Linked DNA regions of Homo sapiens: region 2 is linked to region 1. The links are chromatin loops, found by intact Hi-C in ENCODE. Cell type or tissue: PC-9. All regions are shown on one strand. Each heading gives the region's core, and the rest is flanking DNA. Links, peaks and the distances in the headings are about the cores only. Region 1 overlaps OGDH (oxoglutarate dehydrogenase). Region 2 overlaps OGDH (oxoglutarate dehydrogenase).

Region 1 (12,457 bases), core at 4,451-9,450:
ACACCACCATGCCTGACTAATATTTTATATTTTTTATAGAGACAGGGTCTTGTTTTTTTGCCCAGGCTGGTCTCAAACTCCTGGCTTCAAGCCATCCTCCTGCCTTGCCTCCTAAAGTGGTGGGATTACAGGCGTGAGCCACTGAGCCTGGTGGATGTTTTTTGTTGTTGTTGTTATTGTTGTTTTGAGATGGACTTTCGCTCTGTCACACAGGCTAGAGTGCAATGGCACGATCTCGGCTCACTGCAACCTCCGCCTCCCCGGGTTCAAGTGATTCACCTGCCTCAGGCTCCCAAGTAGCTGGGACCATAGGCGCGTGCCACCACGCCTGGCTAATTTTTTGTATTTTTAGTAGAGACGGGGTTTCGCCATGTTAGCCAGGATGGTCTCAATCTCCTGACCTCATGATCCGCCTGGTGGATGTTTTTAATGATTATCCTTTTGTACTGTACTTTAAGAAAAAAAAAATTTTGTTTAATGTCAGAAATTGAAAGGGGAGAGAGATCAAAAATACCTTAATGGGGCCAGGCACAGTGGCTCACGCCTGTAATCCCAGCACTTTGGGAGGCTGAGGTGGGCAGATCACGAGGTCAGGAGATCGAGACCATCCTGGCTAACATGGTGAAACCCTGTCTGTACTAAAAATACAAAAAATTAGCCGGGCATGGTGGCGCACCCCTGTAGTCCCAGCTACTTGGGAAGCTGAGGCAGGAGAATGGCGTGAACCTGGGAGGCGGAGCTTTTAGTGAGCCAAGATTGAGCCACTGCACTCTAGCCTGGGCAACAGAGCGAGACTCTGTGTCAAAAAAAAAAAAAAAAAAAAAACCCTCAATGGGAAAGTAGACTCCAAGAGTGAAAAGGAGCAAATTGTTCCAGTGAGTTCCATTCTGTAGCACAGGTGGCCACAGGTGCTTGCCTTTGAGGAAATGAAAGAGCCATGCTTTGTAAGTCAGAGGCAGGCTCAGCTTCCCCGCACAGTCTGAAGCTGGGTGGCGGTGAGAAATTACTAAAAGGTTAGTGCCGGTTTTTTAGATGAAGTCATCATGTTATTAAAAAATAGTCTGTTTAGTCTCTAGGTTACTGTTCTCTGGCTCCCCTCCCCATCCAAGACTCCCTTGGAGGGAGGTTTGAGGACTTTGGGATTCTCATATCTCTTCGCGTCCATGATTGGATCGTGAGGTGAGGAGATAGCCTTTAGAACCCTCTCTTTGAGTGGTCAGTCACGTGGTATTCCCTCTGAAACCCTGGAGCAGATGCTTTGTGTAGCTGGGCTGGGGTTCCCCCAAATAGGGTTGCATAATTATTGAGGACAGATGAGGCCTCAACCAGACGACCACAGGTGACCCCAGACTGTGGGTCTTCCTCACCTCCTTGAGAGTTGCAATTCTGAGAGCTGATAAAATGTGCCATTGTGTGCAGATCTGGGTAGTTTGAAGCGTTCTCATTTCCTGAGGTGTGTCAGAAAGACTGCGTGAGAAAGGGGTCACAGTATCTTGGATGTCATCTTTTCATGCAGTAAAAAGTCTGGTTTCCATGAATGTTTGTATAACAAACCACCTCAAAACTTGGCACCAGTGTAGCATGTCTCATGACTCTGTGGGTTGGCTAGGTTTCCCCACTCCTCCCACTGCCAGCTCCCTTGGAGCTGAGGCTCACACCAGGCTAGAAGCCATGAAGGCCTCTGATGTGTCTGGCAGTTTGTGCTGGCTGTTCACTGGGCCCTGCCATCCTCCAGTAGGCCGGAGCGATTCCTGCACAAAGTCCCAGAGTAGCTCCAGACAGGGAAAAGAAAGGCTGTGGGGCCTTTGAGGCCTAGGTCCAGACCGTACACTGCTACTCCCCACGCCATTACCTTGGTTAGAGCAAGTCACAGACAACCCTTAGGGACATCCGTTTGGGGAGAGGAAAAGGCATGGCCACTGGACAGCCCTCCACAGCTCTTTTCATAATGACCTGATAGAGCAGCCACCTTTAGTCTAGTGCAGAATCCCAGCAAATATCATTCTGATATCAGTAGATTCCATAGGGCAGAGCTGAAGCAGCTGTTCTTTGCTAATCTTGGAAGTTTATTGATGTTTTATTTACACACCTGTACAGACAGAAGATAATAGAGATTGTTTAGAAATATTCTGTCACCTATAATGACTAAGCATTGCTATAATGGAGCATGTGGTTTCCTTAATTGAAGAATACCTAAATAGAAGCCCATTCTTAACTGGCCTCAGTATAAACAGCTTGTAGTGGCAGGTCACCAGGCCTGGATCACAGTGCCCTACCTTGTTTTTGCTTCATAGGCAGAATGGTGGTAAGTGGTACTCTGGCCTGGGCAAGGTCTGAGCAAGGCCTGCATTGATGGAGGGTCCAGAGTCCAGCTCTACCATCTGCACATTTTCTTTGGAGACTTGTGCTTAGCCCAACAGCATGAATCATTTGCTGAAGGCTCTGGAGGTGGGCATTCCATCCACAAGTCTCCCCAATAGGGAGTACCCTGTTTGGACATACAGGGTAGTCACACATATGGGTTTTAAATCTTGTTCTTAGGATATTTTCAGGAAAAGCTCTGGCCCACACGTTTAGGACCATTTCCTGGGCAGCATTGGAAGGAGTGGTAGAGGTCATGCAGGCCTGCCCTGTCTTGTGTGCAGGAAAAGAATGAGTTGTTGGTCTACACTGAGGCCGGGATGGGAGGCCTGCCCCTTACAGCAGCGCCGGCTGAACTCCAGGCTGGCTGGTCACATGGTGCCCAGCAGCTGACTTTTTATCAGCTTGGCTGGATTAGAATGAGCTGAAAGAAGAGCCATACGCCGGTGTTCCTTGGTTACATGGTGCCCTGTAGTTGATATTTATAGCAATTAAAAAGCATTGTCAGTGTCAGAACTTAGTAAGTGAGGTTGTGTGGATAGTGCTGGGCCTCATCAACTTATCAGCTGTGCGAGGGCCTTTGAGCATGGGTGTGGCTCCATGCAGCAAGGAGACCGGAGCCTGCCCCACCCGCGCCGCGGATTATTTAGACAAGGTGGCAGTAATGTGGTGACCAAGGGTAGCTACGTGGGTGGGCTGGGCTTGTTCTGTGGCTGAGGTGGAGTAGGGAGGGCAGCTGGAGTGGCGTCTGTAGGGGCTATGGATAGATGAGAGGAAGTGGTCTCATCAGTCCAGAGCCACCCGTAGTCATAGAGCTTGGGCTAAGTTGTAACACTCTCCTCATGTTCCTCATCAACTTCTTGAACAAATGCAAGTATATGTGCAAGGACTTTATAATTTTTTTTTTTTTTTCGAGATGGAGTCTCGCTCTGTCTCCAGGCTGGAGTGCAGTGGCACGATCTCGGCCCACTGCAACCTCCGACTCCCTGATTCAAGCTATTCTCCTGCCTCAGCCTCCTGAGTAATGGGGATTACGGGCACGCACCACCACGCCCAGCTAATTTTTGTATTTTTAGTAGAGATGGGGTTTCACCATGTTGGCCAGGATGGTCTCAATCTCCTGACCTCATGATCCGCCCGCCTCAGCCTCCCAGAATGCTGGGATTGCAGGCGTGAGCCACTACACCTGGCCGGACTTTATAAATTTTAAAAAGCTGCAAATGCAGGACCATCATCTTAAATAGCCTGTGTTTAGGACTTTTACAGACAAGAAAACAGGCCAGAGAGCTGAAGCAACTTCCCGAATCCTCATGCAGTTCATGGGAGGCAGACCTAGGACCTGGGGACCCAGGAGGTGGCCACAGTCAGTCCTACTGGTCTGTGAGTGGGCACTGGGGGGCTGTAGAGCACCATCCTGCATGACAATGGGTGTCAGCTACTGCTGGGGGAAGGGATGTCAGATGGTATATTTGCCACCCTCAGAAATAGGAAGCCCTACCTATTGGAAACCTCACAACCAAGGACTGGCAGGGAGCTTGGCCCTCAAGACTCCCAACTGCTGACTCAGGAAGGGCAGAGTCTGCTGCCTGTAGCTGCCGATATGTGGGAACAGACAAGTGCTCCTTGGTTAGGAGTGGCACCTGCTAAGGTCAGCGCCTCTGCTGCAGTGAGGGGCAGCCCTGGACTCAGACTCTCCCAGGGTGGAACCCCATACCTGTCAGGCTGCTCCCTCAGAAAGGAGGCTGAATATCATCTGAATTTAATTCAGTAAAGGTTAGGTGAGCAGCTGCCACATGCAGAGAGCACTGAGGATACTGTTTCTAGCCTTTCAAGAGCTTCCTTTGAAGAAAGAGCACTGGTCACTGTGAGGAAAGTGCATTATGGTTGCATAGAATTCTGAGTTTGTGGGAGCTTGGGGAGCAGTGACTTTTGACTTGGAAAACAGAGCTTCATTTATTACAGCTAAGTGCTTTTAGTTACCTAAAATTAAATAGGAGGTCTGGTTTCATTTCATCCAGAATGTAAAAATTATTTACCGCTGAAATCTATCATGTTTAAGTCATCTCAGCAACAAGTTGATGATCTTAAACCCACTCATGGGAAGTTGGCTGTGAGTGGGGTGGGGGGGCACACAAGCTCCCTGCCTGCGAACCACCCCTCCCTCTGATGCCATTTGGTGGCAAAAGTCAGCCATTACCCTGGTCAGGTGCTTGTTCCTCTTGGGGGTGGTTAGTGGTTTTCTCCTTAATCTCCCATATTCTTTTTCACTCACCTGCAGCCTGGTCCCAGCTCACCTGCCCAGCCTGGTTTCTTAACCATCTGTACACCCTGCATGTGGCAGTATCATGAGTCTCAGCACATGGTGGGCAGGCACTGGCCAGGTGCTCCTGTTGTCTATTCTCTTTGGCCAAATGTCTTCTCTCTCCTCCTCAGGCTCTGCAGGCCTTACCTTGCCTTTAGGGCTCAGACCGTGGGCCCCTCCTCAGAGCATCCTTGCTTTCCTCTCCCATCCCACTTGTCTTACTCTTCGTTTCTCAGCACTTGGATCCATTCTGTGAATTTACACGTTTACTGGTTTTTCTTATTCTTGTTAAGAGTAAGAAGCTCATTTTAGTCATCTTCCTGTTCACAAACCTTACAGTATGCCACATATAGTTAATAGATATTTGTTGAATTGAATGAGAATTACTGGATTTTTAGAAATAATGGTATTCATTGGCTCAGCATCGTGCCTCACACCTGTAATCCCAGCCCTTTTGGGAGGCTGAGGTGGGTGGATCACCTGAGTTCAGGAGTTTGAGACCAGCCTGGCCACCATGGTGAAATCCCGTCTCTATTAAAAATACAAAAATTAACCAGACACGATGGCGGTGCCTGTAATCCCAGCTACTGGGGAGGCTGAGGCAGGAGAATCACTTGAAACCGGGATGGGGGTTGGGGGGTGGTTGCAGTGAGCCAAGATCACGCCACTGCACTCCAGCCCGGGCGATAGAGCCAGACTCTGTCTCAAAAAAAAAAAAAAATGGTATTCATTTTTTGACATGGTACATCCTGCACACATCTGACACTCTTAGGAAAATGTTTATGTGTGGTAAGAACTTCATCAGAATCCCATAGCCCCTTGCAGGGCTCAGAAGTTGGCCTTTTGGGAGTGAGTGCTTTCCCGCACCCCTCCCCTGGCCCAGGACCCCTCACTCCTTCTGGCAGCTTCCTGCCCCTTGAATGTCATTTACAACCTTGCCCACTTACCTTAACATTTTAACCTTTTCCCCCTTATCAGTGACATTGTCATTGGTGGTCAGAGAATTAACTGTGTGTAACTGTATATTTGAGGCAAGGCAAGGGGACAGATATTTTCCTTACGTTATTAGTTGTGCAACAGAAGCCAATTAAGAGATTGGAGAGATGAATAACACTAGTGATGGGTTGCAACTTGGGTGTGGAGCTGGGCACACCCACGTACGTCATTGTGACTCAGAAGTCCCTGTCACCGCCCTGAGCCAAGTACTAAAGTAAGGCCCAAATACCACACTTACTTCATAAAGAAACCAAAGTCTGACTGCCTCCATTTCTCATGAGTGAAAAACTGTTTCTATTATAGGAAACTTAGGTCTTCAGTGTGTTTGATGGTAGCATGCTATTAGATTGTGTATTCTCAAGTCTGATTTTCCCCATTACTGTGCTTTCTCCTTTTCACTTCTGCTTTGTCACTTGGAATGTTTCTAGAAGTAGAAGTCACTGCCCCTGCCTACATCAGACTGCAATTCCGGGACATCCAGGCAACAGCAAGGGATAATTAGGAATAAATTTGGCTGGAAGAAAGGGAAAATGCAGCTTAGGCAGCCTAAACCAACAGGCTTATTTTTCTCACTCAGTAAGAGAGCTGAGGTCGCCTGACTCAGCTCAGGTTCTCAGTGAGCCATCAGCCACCAGGTGCCACCTTTCAGTGAGTGGGCTTCTATCCCTTCCAGGTGTCTCTTCATGCTCCATGGGAATTAGATGGGACATGCTTTGACTCTCTCTTCCAGAAGCTTTCTCTTCTTTTTGAAGGGGCTTCTGTTTGCGCTGGGTGGTCAATGACTCAGCCTAGTCTTGATTTATCCCCCAGGATGGGGACAGACAGCAGGGGAGAGATCTCAGGTTGAGATGAGTGTACAGTAAGGGCTGGGAGTATCAGAAGGGGAAACGCTCTCCCAGATAGTGACAAAGCTAAGCGACCATGTGAAGGGAGAGGACAAACATCCCATGGAAAGAAGGGTAGCTGCCAGGCCTGCGGGAAGGAAGGAGCATGATGCTGGGGCATGGGAGCAAGTGGACAGGGAGGGCTCTGCAGGTCCCCTGGAACCTAAAGCCAGGGGTTATGGAAGGCAGATCCAGATTCAGGTGTTCAGAGGATGAGGCAGGGGTGGGTAGTTTAAGGAGCTGGAGAAGAGGTATCTCCTTGGGGAGTGGAAGATGTTAGAGAGATACAGGGTTGCAGGACAACAGGGAGGTGGAAAGAGAGTGGGGGATGGACTGTGGCATCTGGGCCCCACCAGGAAGGAAGTGGCCCCATTGGTGACTCATACAGGGAGGGGTGGGGCCAGTGGGTGCCTGGGAGCTCTGGTACTTGGGCAGGTCTGGCTTCCTGCTGCCACATCTGTTGGGAGGTGAAGCCTGCAGGCCAAATAATGACCTTCATTTTCAAAGCCTTTTTGAATAAATAAACTTTTTTGAGGTTTAACTTACATATATTAAAATTCACTTGTTTTAAGTGTTTAGTGCAGTAGGTTTTGCCAAATGTGTGCAGTCACTACACTCGATACAAAACATTCTATCACTCAATTCAAAAACCTTTTAGTATACCTCCAGGTCTTGGCGCAAAGAGGGCTTGCTGTTGTTGGGTGTGGGGGCTCACCCAGTCCTGGAGACAGAATGGGCTCTTTGTCTGAAGGTGGGGCAGGGTGCTCCCCCAGTGGTGTGGGAACTGAGCCAACTGGAGAGTGAAGTGGGATGCATGGTGTAAGATGAATAAGGGAAAGGCTGCAGAAGTTGCATTCCCAGCATTTTCCTTCCCGGGGATTCCCAGCAGCTCAGCAGTACCGGTATGAACCAGTTTTTTTCTGACTGCCTCCAGCATGAGCTGAATTTCCGTCTGTGCAGTTATCCTCAGCCAATTGAAAATCACCTGGAGTTGTATTCCAAGCACAAAAGAAGGTCAGAGAGTGGAGGCCCGATGATCATGATCGCCCTGTCTCCAGGGCCTAGGCTGGAAGGAGTCCTGCAGCCTTTGTGGCTCAGGACCAGAGAGCTGACCTTGACCCTGACCTTGTGATCCCAGGCATCAGTGGCTGGAAATTCCTTTCATTTTATTGTTGAGCCCAGAAGCGCCCAGCTCTCTTTGGCAAGGTTAAGCTAGGGTAAGAGGCACTGTTACTAGAGTGACCAGAGTTCTTTAAGCGTCGCTCTGCTATTACTCAGTTAACCTTATTAATACCCTGCCTGGTGACTGCTGTGTGTAAATTCTGCCTGAGCCCACATCTCTCCAGTGGGAATATGATTGACATTCCAGGTGCTCTAAGTAAGTTGGAAAAGCCCACAGAGAGCCTCAGTAAAAGTTAGCTATACCTATCCCTGCTGCTATTGGTGGGTTTTTTTTGTTTTGTTTTGTTTTACTATTTTAATTGTTATTCAAAGCTAATTTTATTGAAAAGAAGTAAACTTGTGATTTTGCTATGACTTTTGGCTCTGGATCCAAAAGTGAATATTGTCCCCTAGGATAAAGGAGGCTGTCTGTACAGCTGGAGAGACTCTTGATCTAAGGTCTTGCTCTTGGGTGACTTTGCCCTGTGTTTCTGGACACTTAATGGGTTTTACGAAATAGAAGAAAATGTTTTAGGGGTTTAATAAAGTTTGGGTTGTGCTGTTCTCCAGTACTTACTGGGTTTGAGGGTCATGCCCTATCCATGAACCTGTTGTGGCCCCAGGGAACTAAGTAAGTGTCTACAGCTAGACTTGGGGTGCGGGTCACATGGTGTGAGGGTAGACATTCTAGCACTGGAGCAAGTTTGGGGTAAAGAAAAATTTTGATTAGGTTTTTTGTGGGTTTTTTTTTTTTTCTTTGAGACAGAGTCTCGCTCTGTCGCCAAACTGGAGTGCAATGGCATGATCTCAGCTCACTGCAACCTCCGACTCCCTGGTTCAAGTGATTGTCCTGCCTCAGCCTCCTGAGTAGCTGGGATTATAGGCACACACCACCACCCCCAGCTAATTTTTGTATTTTTTTTTTTTTTAGTAGAGACAGGGTTTCACCATGTTAGCCAGGATGGTCTCGATCTCCTAACCTCGTGATCCGCCCGCTTCAGCCTCCCAAAGTGCTGGGATTACAAGCATGAGCCACCAAGCCCAGCCTTTTTCTTCTTTTTTTTTTTTTTTCTTTTTTTTTTTTTTTTTGGAAACAGGGTGTCACTCTGTCGCCCAGGCTGGAATACAATGGTGCGATCTCAGCTCACTGCAACCTCTGCCTCCCAGGTTCAAGCGATTCTCATGCCCCAGCCTCCCAAGTAGCTGGGACTACAGGCCTGCACCACCACACCCAGCTAATTTTTGTATTTTTAGTAGAGACGGGGTTTCACTATGTTGGCCAGGCTGGTCTCGAACTCCTGATCTCAGGTGACCCACCCACCTTGGCCTCCCAAAGTGCTGGGATTACAGGCATGAGCCACTGCGCCTGGCCTGATTAGGTTTTACGTGACAGTGGTAGCTTGCTGTTGGTTCTTGCTGTGCAGGGGTGGGATACAGCCAGACTGACTCCTGCTCAGTTTCCTGCTGTATTCAAGGGGTTTCTCCTTTTAGGTCAGGTCCTCAGTTATTGGAGGCCTGGGTAGAGGCCAAGAAGTGCAGTCATTGGTCATCCCTGCTTTCACAATGAAGATGGATGTCCAATGCATGTGGTCCCCAGTCATCTCTGCTTCTAGAATGTATGGAGCTCTCAGTCCTGCTGGAAAAGCTCCATGAAGTCAGAAGTACCTGAGGGTGTCCAGTGTATTTGTGCACAGCCACCTTTTAGATCCCTGTGTCCTTGACAGAACCAGTCATGGACTGAGTGGGAGGCAGCCTTTACTTTGCCTAGGGAGTTGATGCTGAGACATCCTCTGTTTTCTCTCCTAAGAGTAAGTCAGTTTTTTCCTCTGGTGGAAATACTGCCTTTTCTCATGTTGGAGGAGAACACTGAGTTTTCATGAGAACCGATTTAATGGAGGAAGGTGAGAATCTCTTTGGAGATTCCAAACCCTGGGTTTCTTTAGCAAACATTTTGATAGCATCTGTTGAAAAGGAAAGTTTAGGCCCAGATGGTGGCTCATGCCTATAATCCTTGCACTTTGGGAGGCTGAGACGGGCAGATCAGTTGAGCTCAGAAGTTCAAGAACAACTTGGGCAACATGGTGAAACCTCATCTCCACAAAAAAATATTTAGTAAAAAAATTAGCCATGCGTGGTGGTGCGTGCCTGTGGTCCCAGCTACTCAGGAGGCTGAAGCAGGAGAATCACTTGAGCCCCGGAGGTGGGGGTTACATTGAGCCAAGATCGTGCCAGTCTACTCCAGCCTGGGCAGCAGAGCCAGACCCTGTCTCAAAAAATAAAAAAGAAAGAAAAGGAAAGTTTGCAGCCTTTTTTCATGTTCCTGATTGTTGGGTTACATTTGTATAAGATGCTTCTGTAATAGGTTTTGTGGGAGGTGCCAGAAGAGAACCCCAAATCTGTCTTCTACATCAGACAATACACCAGAAATTAACCAGAAAGGTAAAAACCGTAAAACCTCAAATAGTTTGATTTGTAAAAACATTTTAAAGGCCAGGTGCAGTGGCTTACGCATGTAATCCCAGCACTTTGGGAGGCCAAGGCGGGTGGATCACAAGGTCAGGAGTTCGAGACCAGCCTGGCCAACACAGTGAAACCCTGTCTCTACTAAAAATACAAAAATTAGCTGGGCATGGTGGCAGGCGCCTGTAATCCCAGCTACTCGGGAGGCTGAGGCAGGAGAATCGCTTGAACCCAGGAGGCAGAGGTTGCAATGAGCCGAGATTGCACTACTGCACTCCAGCCTGGGCAACAGAGCTAGACTCTGTCTCAAAAAAAAAAAAAATTTTTAAATATAATTCACATAACATAAATGTAATTATTTGGCCTGGTCCTGGTGACTCACAACTGGATTCCCATCACTTTGGGAGACTGAGGCAGGAGGATTGCTTGAGGCTGGGAGTTTGAGACCAGTTTGGGCAACAGAGCAAGACCCTGTTTCTTTAAAAAAAAAAAAAAAAAAAAAAAGTCATTTTTTAAGTGTACCATTCAGTGGAGTTTTGTTTTTAACAGATGGGTTCTTGCTGTATTGCCCAGGCCAGCCTTGAATTCCTAGGCTTAAGTGATCCTCCTGCCTCTGCTTCCCAAGTGACTGGGACTACAGGCACATGCTACTACACCCAGCTACAGTGGTTTTTAGTATGTTCACAATACTGTGCAGTCACATCTCTGGTGGTTGTTTTCTTTAAGTTATTTTTTCTGAATACCAAAAAATACATGCTTATTATAGAATGTTTTAAATATTCTACAAAAAAGAAAAAGGGAAGGAAAAAAAAAGTATTCCACAAAACTCCCCTCAAAAACAGATTTCACTGAGAGATCAGACTCCCCTGCATGAGGCAGATGGTCCAGGCCTGTGCATTATCATTGTGTCTTTTCTAGTTTGTGTCTAGCAGCAGTATATAGCAGTGCTCTTGGTAGTGGGACCATCTGAGTGACGTACATCTGTGCCCTAGCCAGCATTATAAAAGAACCTGTCTGAAAAAAACAGAAGACCTTAAGGACCAGCATACTGGATTCTGTAGCCATCTCTACCTTCTGGTCTCCAGACTCAGACAGACCCATTTGATATCCAGCCATGTCCCAGACAAGGAGCACATCTGGGTGGCATCTTGTTAGAAGGAGAATGCAAAGATCTCATAAAGTTTTGCCTTGCCTCTCCAAGTTTTTCAAGACAGTCTTATCAGAGTTTATTGATGGAAGAATTTTAGAGGCTGGAAAAGGTATTGCAGAAAAGAAAAACAATGTTTCTATTTTTTTTTTAAACTGATGTTTTGCCAGGCGCGATGGCTTACGCCTGTAATCCCAACACTTTGGGAGGCCAAAGCAAGTGGATCACTTGAGGTCAAGAGTTTGAGACCAGCCTGGCCAACATGATAAAACCCCATCTCTACTAAAAATACAAAAATTATAAGCCTGGTGGCGTGCTCCTGTAATCCCCGCTGCTCAGGAGGCTGAGGCAGGAGAATCACTTGAACCCGGGAGGTGGAGGTTGCAGTGAGCCAAGATCATGCCACCACACTGCCTGGGCAACAGAGCGAGACTTCATCTCAAAAAAATTAAAATAAACTGATGTTTAATTGTGCTTTTCTTTTCTTTTTACAATGAACTTTTGTGAAGTCTTAGTATGTCTGATCTCTTAAATATTTTAAAAACTTGCATCTTTGTATGAGATGAATAAACCATTACAGTTCACAGTATCTGCAAATTGTAAATCAAATAATTCAGACATGGAATAGCCAAAAATAGTAGGAATATAAGTAAATTAGTTTATAGTTTTTCTAAGGAAATTCAAACTGATAACTAACACCTGACTTTGTGAAGTATTAGACTGTGTGCTAATGCCTTTAACTAGGGTAGTCTTTACAGCATACCTATGAAGAATGTATATATTTCTCTCCTCATAGATGAGAAAACAGCACAGAAAGGTAACTCACTAAGAGCCTACCTCTTGAATTTGAATTTTGATCCCTGACACAGAGATCAGATTTGAATTTCCATCTCTGACCCCACACTTTGAGCTCTTAGCTCCTGAGTTTCTCCTGAGGTAGCAATGATATTATTTCTCTGTGGGGTTAGTGCTGCCTCTTACAAAGGATCAGGTTCCACTTTGTTCCCAGGGAAGTGAAAGGACATGAGCAAGGTGACCCTGGGCTCTTCACAGGTTGTGCTGAGCCCTTGGGGCCTTGAGGGAGGTGTTTGATGGGGTGTTTGATCCCACAGAAAAACTGGTAGAGTTTGCAGACCTATAGACAGA
Region 2 (12,457 bases), core at 1,484-6,483, 73 kb after region 1:
GAGGAAAGGTAGCCCCCGAGGGATGTCCTTGGGGAGGGGTCAGCTCTGGCCACAATCCTCCCCACCAGTCTCACCCACTAGGATAGGAACTGGGCCTTGTGTGCTGGCTTCCGCTGTCACCCAGCAAGGCACAGGCTCCTGTATTTGAGACTAGGATAGCTTCATCTTGAGCCTGAGCCTTAGAATCTGTAGAGGAGCCTGGAGTCGGATCTAGCCATGGCTGGCAGAGGTTTCTAGGGTGGGCCCCAGCCGTGGCGTGAACTGAGGATGACCCGGGGCAGCTGGCAGGAGAGAGCCTTGGCCTGACCTGGCACAGAAAGGGCAGCTTCAGTCTCTGCAGTGTCCATTATCTGCTGTTCCTTCGAGGGTTCCAGGCTGTGTGTGGGGCCCAAGCATGCCCCACCCACCCCTCCTGGGCCCAGGCAGCACCTGGAGCCCACAGAGTCTGTGTGTAGCCAGGAAGCCCCGCTCAGGTAGCCACCACCGGGGCACTGGCTGCTCTGTCTTGGTCCTGTTAACCCTCCACCTCCTCTCTTGGACTCCCTCCCCACCCCAACCACTCTTTCTTTCTCCTTTAACCCAATGGAGACTTTCTGATGCATCGTTTTCTTTGCTGTGCCAAAGCAGGTCAGAAGAGGGAGAGGAGGGGCTGGGGGTGAGGGGCCAGGCCATGGCCAAGGGGCCAGCTGCCCCTCATTTATCACTCTGACCTTCACAGGGACAGATCTGATTTATTTATTTTGGTTAAAAAAAAAAAAAAGGAACAGAAACAACTTTGCATTGCATTGGCTTGACCCATAAACTAAGTTATATCCGTGGGCATGTCTGCTGTGTCTTTCTGTCTGTTCTGCCTTCTCCCCTGAGGGGATGGGGATGGGCCAGTCCCCTCCTAACCCACCTGGGAAGCAGCCCCCTCCTCATTGGACAGGGGGAGTGATGACCACCACCTGCAGGCCCTCGCCGGCAAAGCCGTCATTGTGAATGCGGCAGAGGCGGCCTGGGCTGCCGGGCTGTTTGGGTGCAGTCCTGTTTCTGAGCTTTCCCTGCTCTGGGTCCTTCCCCTGGCTCCACCTTGAAAAAGTACTCTGCACTCTGTGCCTCTCCGTTTGAGCCAGCGTGCCTGCGGGTTCACCCTAACCACACGTTTGTTAATTAGTGCTCCCCAGAGCCCAAGCAACGATTCCAACCTGGAGATGGGGCCTCTCACCAGCACACACCTGGGTCCCCTCTGGCCAAGAGCTTCATCCCATAACAAGCCAGGTATTGGCTTCCTGAGCACTCAACCAATCTCACCCCTGAGGAAGAGCTTAAGTGGGGTCAAGCCTCTGACCCACCACCCTGTTCTCTAGGGAGCACCTGCCTGGGTCCCCGGATTTGTCCTGTTGTCGCTTTGCAGCATGGCCCAAGGTTCTTCTGATGGAAGCATGACCACCAGCCAGTGCCAAGTGGAGTGGGTCCTGGGGTGGGCGTGAAGAGCTGCTGCCATCACCCCCAGAGCTGTAGACAGGCGCTCCTGCACACGTCTGCTGGTGACCAGTGCCACCTCCCTGTGCCTCACCACTTACCCAAAATCCTGGCCGGGCTGGGTGGCTCACACCTATAATCTCAGTACTATAGGAGGCCAAGGCAGGAGGATCGCTTCAGGCCAGGAGTTCAAGACCAGCCTGGGCAACATAGACCCTATCTCTGCAAAAAAATTTAAACATCAGCAGGGTGTGATGGCGCATACCTGTAGTCCCAGCTACTCAGGAGGCTGAGGTGGGAGGATCACTCAAGCCTGGGAGGTCAGGGCTGCAGGGAGCTGTGGTTGCACTCCCAGCTGGGTGACAAAGCAAGACCGTGTCTCAACAACAAAAAAAAGATTTTGGAAAAATGGCCTCGGTGTGCTGCAGCAAGGTAAGCTGGGACTCGCCTCGATGCTTCCCAGCTGGCCAGGGAAGCGGAACATCCGGGTGAGCAGAGCCCAAACTGGTTCTGAGGATCTAGGAACACTTCCCAGGGAGTGGGGCTTGAGTTGGTTCCTGAAGCGGCTCAGCACGGTGACCCCTAGGTTGTCCTGGTGGTAGTTGTGACCACAGGAACAGGCAAAGCTCCTCTGGAAATTCTAAGTATGTGCAGGTCTTTGTAAGTTCTCACTGCAGGTCTGTGGCCCTCAGCACCCTGCAAGGAGAACAGGGCTTTGTAAGGGCTCTGGAAAGATCAGGAACAGTCAGAACATGCTGGACCAGGTGTTCACACATGACGTCTTGCAGATGGTTCCCTGGTTTTGTTCTGTTTCAGTTTTTAATTGTCCCATTTTCTAAAATTGGAAAACAATTGTTGGAAGAAGCTCCATGCAGTCTAGGCAGCATCTTGTGTGTTTAGATGAGACTTAGTGGGTCAGGACCGTGTGTGTGTGTGTGTGTGTGTGTGTGTGTGTGTGTGTGTGTGTGTCGAACAGCAGAGTGACATCAGGTGACAGCCTTGGGTTAGCATCACAGATGCAGCAGGCATGGTGTGGTGTGGGTGAGCTGAAGGGAAATGCAAACCGTTTTTAGGACAAAGAGGCCTTGTTCTGGTCACTGGCGAGCAGCTTGGCCCTGACTCACCCCTGAAGCTCCTGAATTGTCGCCGTTGGGGCAGGGCAGACAGGGACATAACCTACCCAACATCACTGCCAACATCCTTGCGCTTTTCTGGATATAAAAAAGGTACTTCTGGATCCGAAATATCTAAGCTAGATGTGAGAGCGTCAGCTTGCTCCACTGGGGAGGGAACTTCAGAGCCAGCCCCCCTCACCCAAGTACTACTGCTGGTGATGGCTGGGGTGGGTGAGGGTGAAAGAGGGGCATCACCAGCCCCATGAACTCAGTGTGGTCTGAGAGTGCCTTCTGGAGGGGGTGGGGGATGGGGGATGGGGAATGATAGGCTGAGGCTTCACTCCATCCGCATGTTTGTGCAAAGGTGTCCACGCTTGAGAAGGGAGAAGAGGCTGCCAGCCCCACTGGAGTGACTAGGAACCCTACACCCGGATTCCCTCCCTTTCCTCCAGCAGAAACAGAATTGGAATCAATGTCCAGTGATACTTCAGGCCTAACTTTGGTAGGGTAGTGAGCTCCCTGTCGGGATAGTATTCGACTGGGATTTCACTGTACAGAGATGGTAGAAATGTCCCTGTGTAGGATTCCGTGATCTTGTGACCAGCAGGTCTCTGCTCAGGGACCCCTGCTCTGCCCACTCCAGTGTATGCTAGCACACCTGGCTCTCTCAGTCCCCAAAATAAATCATCAAAGACTTCCCTGAATGACGGCCAGAGCAGGGGGTTTTCTCCAGGATACCCAAAGGGGCCACGTTACCCACCTCCTAAGTCCTCATTCCCCCACCCAGCCTCACCCATCTTCCCAGACCTCTCCTCCCTAGAGCTTCACCGGCCCCCAACCTGGCTCATGGGCTCAGGGCCCCAGATTGCCATGGGAACTTCTGTTAACTCCAAAGTGCCCAAGTCCACCCAGGCCCCTGGCCAGAGTCTCCCTCTCCAGTGCTGTATCCACTGGTGTGTCGGTTGGGTTTGTCAGCCTTGAGACCTGCCAAGACCCTGTCTCCTTTCCAGCTCTCCCCAGCGCAGAACTGGGTTCTGGTCTGCCTCTGAAACTCTTGACCTGGGCACCCTGAGTCCCTTCCCTTCCCAGACCTCTACCCTGTGTAGGGAACCAGCCCTAGTGGGAAAAGTCACTACTGAACAGGCCCCGAGGATAGGGGCTGTTCCCTCTGTGCCAGGTCTTCTCTCTCATTTCCTCTGCTCACTCTGGTCCTGAAGGTCAGGCTTAACAGAGTTTAGCACCTAGGTTCAATGAAGGGTCTGGGCTGTGGATCAAGGAACAGTTTTGCTTAGTTCTGGAGTTAGCAAAGCCGCATTGCCTCATTTGTCACAGCCAGAGGCCAGGAAAGGAAGGTAAACAGATTAGTGACCAGGTTGGTATGTCCAGAGGCTGTAGTGGTCTGTGGGAGCAGATGTTACCGGCACCCAGAGGTGTTGGAGGGAAATGGGTGGAGCTTAGAGATCCAGGTGAGATAAAAACTTGGGCGGAAGGCAGATAGATGTCAGGAAGGCTTGCCTGGCCAACCGCAACGTGGAACTGGGAGACAGTAGGTCAGAGGGGTGTGTAGGGGGTGGGGGAGGCTGAATTTGAAATCTTTGTGACCTCCAGGTGGAAATGTCAGGGAGGCCATTGGCTTTATGGATCAGAGCAGGGAAACGCACTGGGTCCTATGCATCATCTGTGGGTGGGGGTCCTGGCCCCTGGGGCACTGGATAAGACAGTGGGAAGAAAGGAGGTGGGGAGCAGGCCCCCGACAGCTAACCATGTGCCTCTGCAGAGCAGGGGGTGAGTCTAGATGTCCAAGGGGAGTCTCCTTTTCTTCTCCACCCAGCCCCAGATCTTGTCCCTCCCTAGGTTTTTTGTTTGGTTGGTTGGTTGGTTGATTTTTGGAGATGGAGTCTGGCTCTGTCACCTAGGCTGGAGTGCAGTGGTGCGATCTCTGCTCACTGCAAACTCTGCCTCCTGGGTTCACGCCATTCTCCTGCCTCAGCCTCCCGAGTAGCTGGGACTACAGGCGCCCGCCACCACGCCCGGCTAATTTTTTTGTATTTTTAGTAGAAACGGGGTTTCACCATATTAGCCAGGATGGTCTCGATCTCCTGACCTCGTGATCCACCCATCTTGGCCCCCCAAAGTGCTGGGATTACAGGCATGAGCCACCACACCCGGTGTCCCTCCCTAGGTGTTTTTAATCAGCCATGCCAGTAACCTGGCAGTGCCACTGGGCATTCTGTACCCCTTATTCCCTTCCCCTGCTGGGGCTGTGCCAGGAGCCACCTGCTCGTCTCTTCAGGGCTGTAGGACTGCCGTGTTACTGCAAAATGATCTTCAAACTCAGATTGGATCCTGTCTGTCCCCTGTAGGAAACCACTAGCTCACCTTCCCCAGCAGTCTGGTTGCTTAGGGGGCTGTCCTCCCTCCCCACTGGTGCTCCAGGCTGCACAAAGAGGACCTGGAGAGGAACTAGGTGGCCCCCCTTCATCTCCTCGCTCCCTCTCCCTGGAATCCCTTTCCCTGCCTTGTCTGCGGAGCCCACTCCCTCCCAGCCCACCCTGTCACTCAGGAGCTGTGTGTGTGTCACCATCCTGCCACTGGTTTGTTTGCTGTCCCCCACATTGGCTGCAGTGCCTGGCACATGGCAGGGACTCCCTTGGGCTTCCAGGATGAAGGGATACTTGCTTGTCTATTACATTTTCCCTCTATTGGAGAGGTGGTAACTAAAGACTGAGCAGAAAGGCTGGTAATAGGAAAATGGAACAGGACTTTGGCCATCATTTTGGGAAGCTACCATAGCTCTTTCCTTCCAAGACTCAATACCAGAGCCCCTTATGCCACGGTGGGCCAGGTCCTGCCTAGATTTCCAAAGTTGGGATGGGACCCCCTACCCCCTCCCCACCCTTCATCCAGGGCTTATTTACTGAGTGGCTGGCACTTGCTCTTTGGGGTTCAAGGCACCACAAACGTTGTGTTCATTCTGTGTTGTAAGAACCTTCTAACTCCCGCCCAATGCTGGCCATTTCTACTTCCCCGAAGGGGCCTCCTGAAACTGTCATTGCAGAATTGTAACTGAGACAGTGACAGAGTTCTGACCTGGCCAACTCCATCCTGTTTCTGACCTCCAAGCTGTCTTTGTCCATTCCCGGGCATAGGCTGAACTAATTTTAGGAGGAACTTAGTTTATAGTTTGTAGTTTGACACAAATATAACTGCCTTTTCCCAAAACAAACCCCCTTCTTGCCTGGGACGAGACTGCCTTTATAGGACTAACAAATTAGTCAAACATGTTAGAAATTTTGGTTTAGGAGTCATATCCCTAGAGGCTACAAGATTCTGATGCTCCCCAAGTAGTCGCTCCTGGTGATAACATCACTATTGTAAAACCTAAGATAAGTGCTTGAGATATTCTGCAGACCCTGCACTAGATGGATCAGCTGGCACCACTCAGGTTGATAAACTGGCTCATGTGATCTTGGGGCCCCCACTCGGGAACTGACCTAGCACAAGAGGACAGTTCAGCTCCCTATGATTTAATCTCCAACCCAACCAATCAGCACTCCTGACTCACTGGCTGCCTCCCCCTACCCACCAAACTATCCTTAAAAACTCTGATCCCCAAATGCTCAAATGCTCAGGGACACTGACTTGAGTAATAATAAAATTTCAGGCTGGGTGCAGTGGCTCACGCCTGTAATCCCAGCACTTTGGGAGGCCAAGGCAGGTGGATCACCTGAGGTTAGGAGTTTAAGACCATCCTGGCCAGGGTGGGCTGCAGCCCCTCGGAGGCTCACTGCAACCTCTGCCTCCCAGGTTCAAGCGATTCTCCTGCCTCAGCCTCCCGAGTAGCAGGATTACAGGTGCCCACCAGCACGCCCGGCTAATTTTTGTATTTTTAGTAAAGATGGAGTCTCACTTTGTTGGTCAGGCTGGTCTCAAACTCCTGACCTCAGATTATCCACCTGCCTCAGCCCCCCAAAGTGCTGGGATTACAGGAGTGAGCCATCATGCCGGGCAATTTTTTTTTTAAAATATACATGGGTTTTTGCCATGTTGCCCAGGCTGGTCTCAAACTCCTGGGCTCAAGCAATCCACCCTCAGCCTCCCAAGTTCTGGGATTACAGGCATGAGCCATCACACTCAGGAGTTTGAGAACAGCCTGGCCAACGTGGTGACCAAACTGCGTCTCTACTAAAAATACAAAAAAATTAGCTGGGCATGGTGATGCATACCTGTCACTAGTTGGGTATTATTTGTTTGGGTCTGTTTCTGGGTTTGCTACTCTATGCATTGATCTTTGTCTTTATTCTTCACCAATACCACACTGTCTTTTTAGTTACGTAATGAATTTTTTATTTTTTTGAGACAGGGTCTCACTCCGTCAACCAGGCTGGAGTGCAATGGCGCAATCTCGGCTCACTGCAACCTCCTCCTCCTGGGTTCAAGTGATTTTCCTGCCTCAGCCTCCTGAGTAGCTGGGATTACAAGTGTGCACCACCATGCCCGGCTAATTTTTGTATTCTTGGTAGAGACAGGTTTTCACCATATAGGTCAGGCTGGTCTCGAACTCTTGACCTCAAGTGATCCACCTGCCTGGCTTCCCAAAGTGCTGGGATTGCAAGCATGAGCCACCGCACCCGACTGCCTACATGTTTTTTGTTTTTGTTTGTTTGGTTGGGTTTTTTTTTGAGATGGAGTCTCGCTCTGTCACCCAGGCTGGAGTGCAGTGGCGCGATCTCGGGCTCACTGCAAGCTCCACCTCCTGGGTTCACGCCATTCTCCTGCCTCAGCCTCCCGAGTAGCTGGGACTACAGGCGCCTGCCACCACGCCTGGCTAATTTTTTGTATTTTTTTTTTTTAGTAGAGACAGAGTTTCACCATGGTCTCGATCTCCTGACCTTGTGATCCGCATGCCTCGGCCTCCCAAAGTGCTGGGATTACAAGCGTGAGCCACCGCGCCTGGCCTGTTTATTTGTTCTTCGTTTTTTGTTTTTTAGGTGGAGTTTCACTCTTGTTGCCCAGGCTGGAGTGCAGTGTTGCGATCGCAGCTCACTGCAATCTCTGCTTCCCAGGTTCAAGAAATTCTCCTGCCTCAGCCTCCTGAGTAACTGGGATTACAGGCATGTGGCACCAAGCCCAGCTAATTTTTGTATTTTTAGTAGAGACGGGGTTTCTCCATGTTGGTCAGGCTGGTCTCGAACTCCCGACCTCATGTGATCCGCCCACCTCAGCCTCCCAAAGTGCTGGGATTACAGGCGTGAGCCACCATGCCTGGCCGGTTGGTTGTTTTTTAAGACAGTATCTGGCTTTATCGCCCAGGATGAAGTGCAGTGTTGTGATCATGGCTCATTGCAGCCTTGACCTCCCAGGCCCAAGCAATCCTCCCACCTCAGTCTCCTGAGTAGCTGGGACTACAGGTACATGCCACCATGCCCGGCTACTTTTTGTATTTTCTGTAGAAATGCATTTTCACACTGTTGCCCAGGCTACCTACATGTTAGGTTTTTTTTAAATTAATATTGAAACAGGGTGTCACTCTGTCACCCAGGCTGGAGTGCAGTGATGCAGTTTCAGCTCACAGCACCCTTGACCTCTCAGGTTCAAGTGTTTCTCAGGTTTCAGCCCCCCAAGTAGCTAGAACCACAGGCATGTGCCATCATAACTGGCTATATTTTTTGTTTGTTCTTTTGTAGAGATGGGGTCTTTTACGTTATGCAGACTAGTCTTGAACTCCTAGCCTCAAGCGATCCTCCTGCCTCAGCCTCCCAAAGTGCTTGCCAGGCAAGGTATCAGAGTCCAGCACCAGGAAGTTGTCGACTCACGGGTTAGTAGGAAGAATTTACTGACAACAGTATAGGTTTGAAAAAGGAAAGTTTATTAGAAAGGAAGAACGCTTCTGCCAGGCACGGTGGCTCAAGCCTGTAATCCTAGTACTTTGGGAGGCCAGAGCGGGTGGATCACCAGGTCAGGAGTTCGAGACCAGCCTGGCCAACATGGTGAAACCCTGTCTCTACTAAAAATGCAAAAATTAGCTGGTGTGGTGGCAGGCACCTGTAATTCCAGCTACTCAGGAGGCTAAGGCAGGAGAATTGCTTGAACCCAGTAGGCAAAGTTTGCAATGAGCCAAGATTGCGCCACTGCACTCCAGCCTGGGCAGCAGAGTGAGACTCCGTTTCAAAAAAAAAAAAAAAGTAAAGGAATAAAAGAATGGCTACTCCGTAGAAAGAGCAGCCCTGAGGGCTGCGGTTGCCCATTTTTATGGTTATTTCTTGATTATATGCTAAACAAGGGGTGGATTATTCATAAGCCACCTTTTTAGACCATGTAGGGTAACTTCCTATCGTTGCCATGGCATTTGTAAACTGTCATGGCACAGGTGGGAGTGTAGCAGTGAGGATGACCAGAGGTCACTCTCGTCACTATTTTGGTTTGAGTGGGTTTTGGCCAGCTTCTTTACTGTTTTATCAGCAAGGTCTTTATGACCTGTATCTTGTACCAACTTCCTATCTCATCCTGTGACTTAGAATGCCTAACCATCTGGGAATGCAGCCCAGTAGGTCTCAGCCTCATTTTTTACCCAGCCCCTATTCAAGATGCAGTTGCTCTGGTTCAAATGTCTCTGACATTTCCCTCCCCCTCTTTTAGAGGAGAACGCTTAATCCTAAAGGTTGCAGAGGGATGAAGATCCATCTTCTGTAACTTCTTCAGCCAGAATAGGGGTGATGACATTCCTGCCTAACTATTGGGTCTCTTGCATTTAGGTTAGAGAGGAACCCAGTCAGAAAACATTGATATGGCAAGGGCCATTCATAACTTTTGAGTTCCAACAAAAGGTGATTATCTGGGGCCAGGAGCAGTGGCTCAGACCTGCAATCCCAGCACTTTGGGAGGGTGAGGAGGGCAGATTGCTTGAGGTCAGGAGTTCATGGCCAGCCTGGCCAACATGGTGAAACCCTGTCTCTACTAAAAATGCAAAAATTAGCTGGGAATGGTGGCGTGCGCCTGTAATCCCAGCTGTTCCCGAGGCTGAAGCAGGAGAATCGCTAGAACCTGGGAGACGCAGGTTGCAGTGAACCGAGATTACGCCACTGCACTCCAGCATGGGTGACAAAGTGATACTCCATCTAAAAAAAAATAATAATAAGCTGGGAGCGGTGGCTCACGCCTGTAATCCCAGCACTTTGGGAGGCCGAAGCGGGCGGATCACGAGGTCAGGAGATCGAGACCACGGTGAAACCCCGTCTCTCCTAAAAATACAAAAAAAAAATTAGCCGGGCATGGTGGCGGGCGCCTGTAGTCCCAGCTACTTGGGAGGCTGAGGCAGGAGAATGGCGTGAACCCAGGAGGCGGAGCTTGCAGTGAGCCGAGATTGCGACTGCACTGCAGCCTGGGCGACAGAGCGAGACTCTGTCTCAAAAAAAAATAAATAAATAAAATAATAATAATAATAAGTAAGCTTATCCTCGTTCCTACACAAAGAGTACAACAATAATATATTCCAAAACAATAAAGCAAAATAAGTGAAATTATCCCAAGTAATCTAAATAAGAAGGCTTTCAATGAACTGGGCTACTGTTGGAACCAAGCTGATATGAAGTTGCTAGCTGATTCCAATGCATCCAGAATTAGAATACTGATCCAGATTTTTACATTACCCATCCCTTCTGTTTCTTTTGAGCTGCAGCAAGAGATTACTGGTTGGTTCACAGAAACAAGCAGTTAGTCTAAATTGCAGGAAAAAAACGTAAAAGCAACTGATGAGATTAGAATATAATAACAAGTGTACCATACATAGCTCTTGAAACTTAATTTTTCTCTCTCCAGTTTCCCCCATTTTCACTAAAGACAAATCATAGTAAGACTGATTTGCTTTATTATGCTTGGCCTGATTATTTGTATAAAGTCCAGCAAGAATAATTATTTGTCATATAGGCTTTTTAAATTAGCTTTAATGGAACTCTGTTCCATAGAAGGAATCTCATATAAAACTTTTTTTAGGCCAGGCGCAGTGGCTTATGCCTGTAATCCCAGCACTTTGGGAGGCCCAGGTGGGTGGATCACCTGAGATCAGGAGTTCAAAAACAGCCTGGCCAATATGGCAAAACCCCATCTTTACTGAAAATACAAAAACTAGTCGGGCATGGTGATGCACGCCTTTAGTCCGAGCTACTCGGGAGGCTGAAGCAGAAGAATCGCTTGAACCCAGGAGACAGAGGTTGCAATGATCTGAGATCGCGCCACTGCACTCCAGCCTAGGTGACTCTGTCTCGGGCAAAAAAATTTCTTTTAAAGCCGAGCCCAGCCATGGGTTTATACCATCAAGTACCTATGAGTTGGGTAAATTCCTCTCCTCTTTATGTTCCAAGATAACTTGGGCCTCCTGGGATTGTCAGAAGTGACATTCTGCCTGGGCGAGGTGGCTCATGCCTGTAATCCCAGCTACTCGGGAGACTGAGGCAGGAGAATCGCTTGAACCTGGGAGGCAGAGGTTGCAGTGAGCTGAGACTGTGCCATTGCACTCCAGCCTGGGTTACAAGAGTGAAACTCTGTCTCAAAAATAAATAAATAAAAATAAAAAATAAATAACCAATTCTTTTTTTTTTTTTTTGAGATGGAGTCTTGCTCTGTTGCCCAGGCTGGAGTGCAGTGGCATGATCTGCAACCTCTACCTCCTGGGTTCAAGCAATTCTCTGCCTCTGCCTCCCGAGTAGCTGGGATTACAGGCACCTACCACCATGCCCAGCTAATTTTTTTGTTTTTTGGTTTTTGGGGTTTTTTTTGAGATGGAGTCTCACTCTGTCACCCAGGATGGAGTGCAGTGGTGTAATTTTGGCTCACTGTAACCTCCGTTTCCTGGGTTCAAGCAATTCTCCTGCCTCAGCCTCCTGAGTAGCTGGGATTACAGGGGTGTGCCACTGTGCCCAGCTAATTTTTGTATTTTTAGTAGAGACGGGGTTTCATCATGTTGTCCAGGTGGGTCTTGAACTCCTGACCTCGTGATCTGCCCGCCTTGGCCTCCCAAAGTGCTGGGATTACAGGCGTGAGCCACCACACCTGGCCATTTTTTTGTATTTTTAATAGAGACGGGGTTTCACCATCTTGGCCAGGCTAGTCTTGAACTCCTGACCTTGTGATCCACCCACCTCAGCCTCCCAAAGTGCTGGAATTACAGGTGTGAGCCACTGCACCTGGCCTAAAATAACCAGTTTCTCCAATCGTGTCCTGTTGCAAAAACAGACTCTTTTTTTGGGGGGGTGCGGGGACAGAGTTTTGCTCTTGTCACCAGGGTGGAGTGCAATGGCATGATCTCAGCTTACTGCAACCTCCGCCTCCCAGGTTCAAGCAATTCTGCCGCCTCAGCCTCCCGAGTAGCTGGGACAGCATACAGGTGCCCAGCACCATGCCTGACTCATTTTTGTATTTTTAGTGGAGACAAGGTTTCACCATGTTGCCCAGGGTGGTCTTGAACTCCTGACTTTGGGTGATCCACCTACCTCGGCTTCCCAAAGTCCCGGGATTACAGGCGTGAGGCACTGCGCCTGGCTAAAAACAGATTCTTATTGCACTTATGCCAATAACTACATCACCATAAGTTAAGAATACTCACAACTAGTTTCCAAATTCTGGAGAAACCAGGTAGAGAGAAACAAATATGCTCTAAATTTTGTTCACTTTACTCAATTGTTAAAAGCTGTAAATAGCTAAAAAGAAATTTTTTCTTAACTCTGAAAAACAAAGCAAAGGATTAGTAACATTTTAAGCAAATGTTAAAAAAGATTACTTCAGGCTTCTATTAGTTTATTACATGCAGTTAACTCCTGTTTGATATTCATGAACATTTCAGCTCTTCATGAGAGTCCTGAAAGTATTTTCCTCTACTCTAA

Evidence for each region. Hi-C counts contacts between places; a loop is a spot of excess contacts. Peaks named below come from ENCODE experiments on the same cell type or tissue, not always from the same donor. Only the 100,000 strongest peaks of a DNase experiment are listed, where the experiment ranks them.
Region 2: a loop joins it to region 1, with 4 times the contacts of the local background. A loop is called at or near these places in 2 of 110 quality-filtered maps.

What each region holds. Positions count from the first base shown.
Region 1 is chr7:44,632,450-44,644,906 of GRCh38, forward strand. All of the region lies in intron 2 of OGDH (oxoglutarate dehydrogenase), which reads left to right. Among named protein-coding and RNA genes, the nearest start is that of OGDH, 32 kb to the left of the region's middle. RefSeq lists enhancers at 5,577-6,087, 5,933-6,052, 5,941-6,468, 6,533-6,682, 6,997-7,524 and 1 more and a silencer at 2,908-3,063. In PC-9, for the core only: CTCF peaks have their summits at 7,090 and 7,313; DNase peaks (open chromatin) are centred at 5,812, 6,282, 6,932 and 7,482; H3K4me3 peaks cover 622 bases; H3K27ac peaks cover 4,873 bases.
Region 2 is chr7:44,708,249-44,720,705 of GRCh38, forward strand. It overlaps OGDH (oxoglutarate dehydrogenase), which reads left to right. Exons shown (of 23, transcript NM_002541.4): 23 at 1-818. Among named protein-coding and RNA genes, the nearest start is that of ZMIZ2, 34 kb to the right of the region's middle. In PC-9, for the core only: no CTCF peak of the experiment used is centred there; DNase peaks (open chromatin) are centred at 2,613 and 3,963; H3K27ac peaks cover 1,607 bases.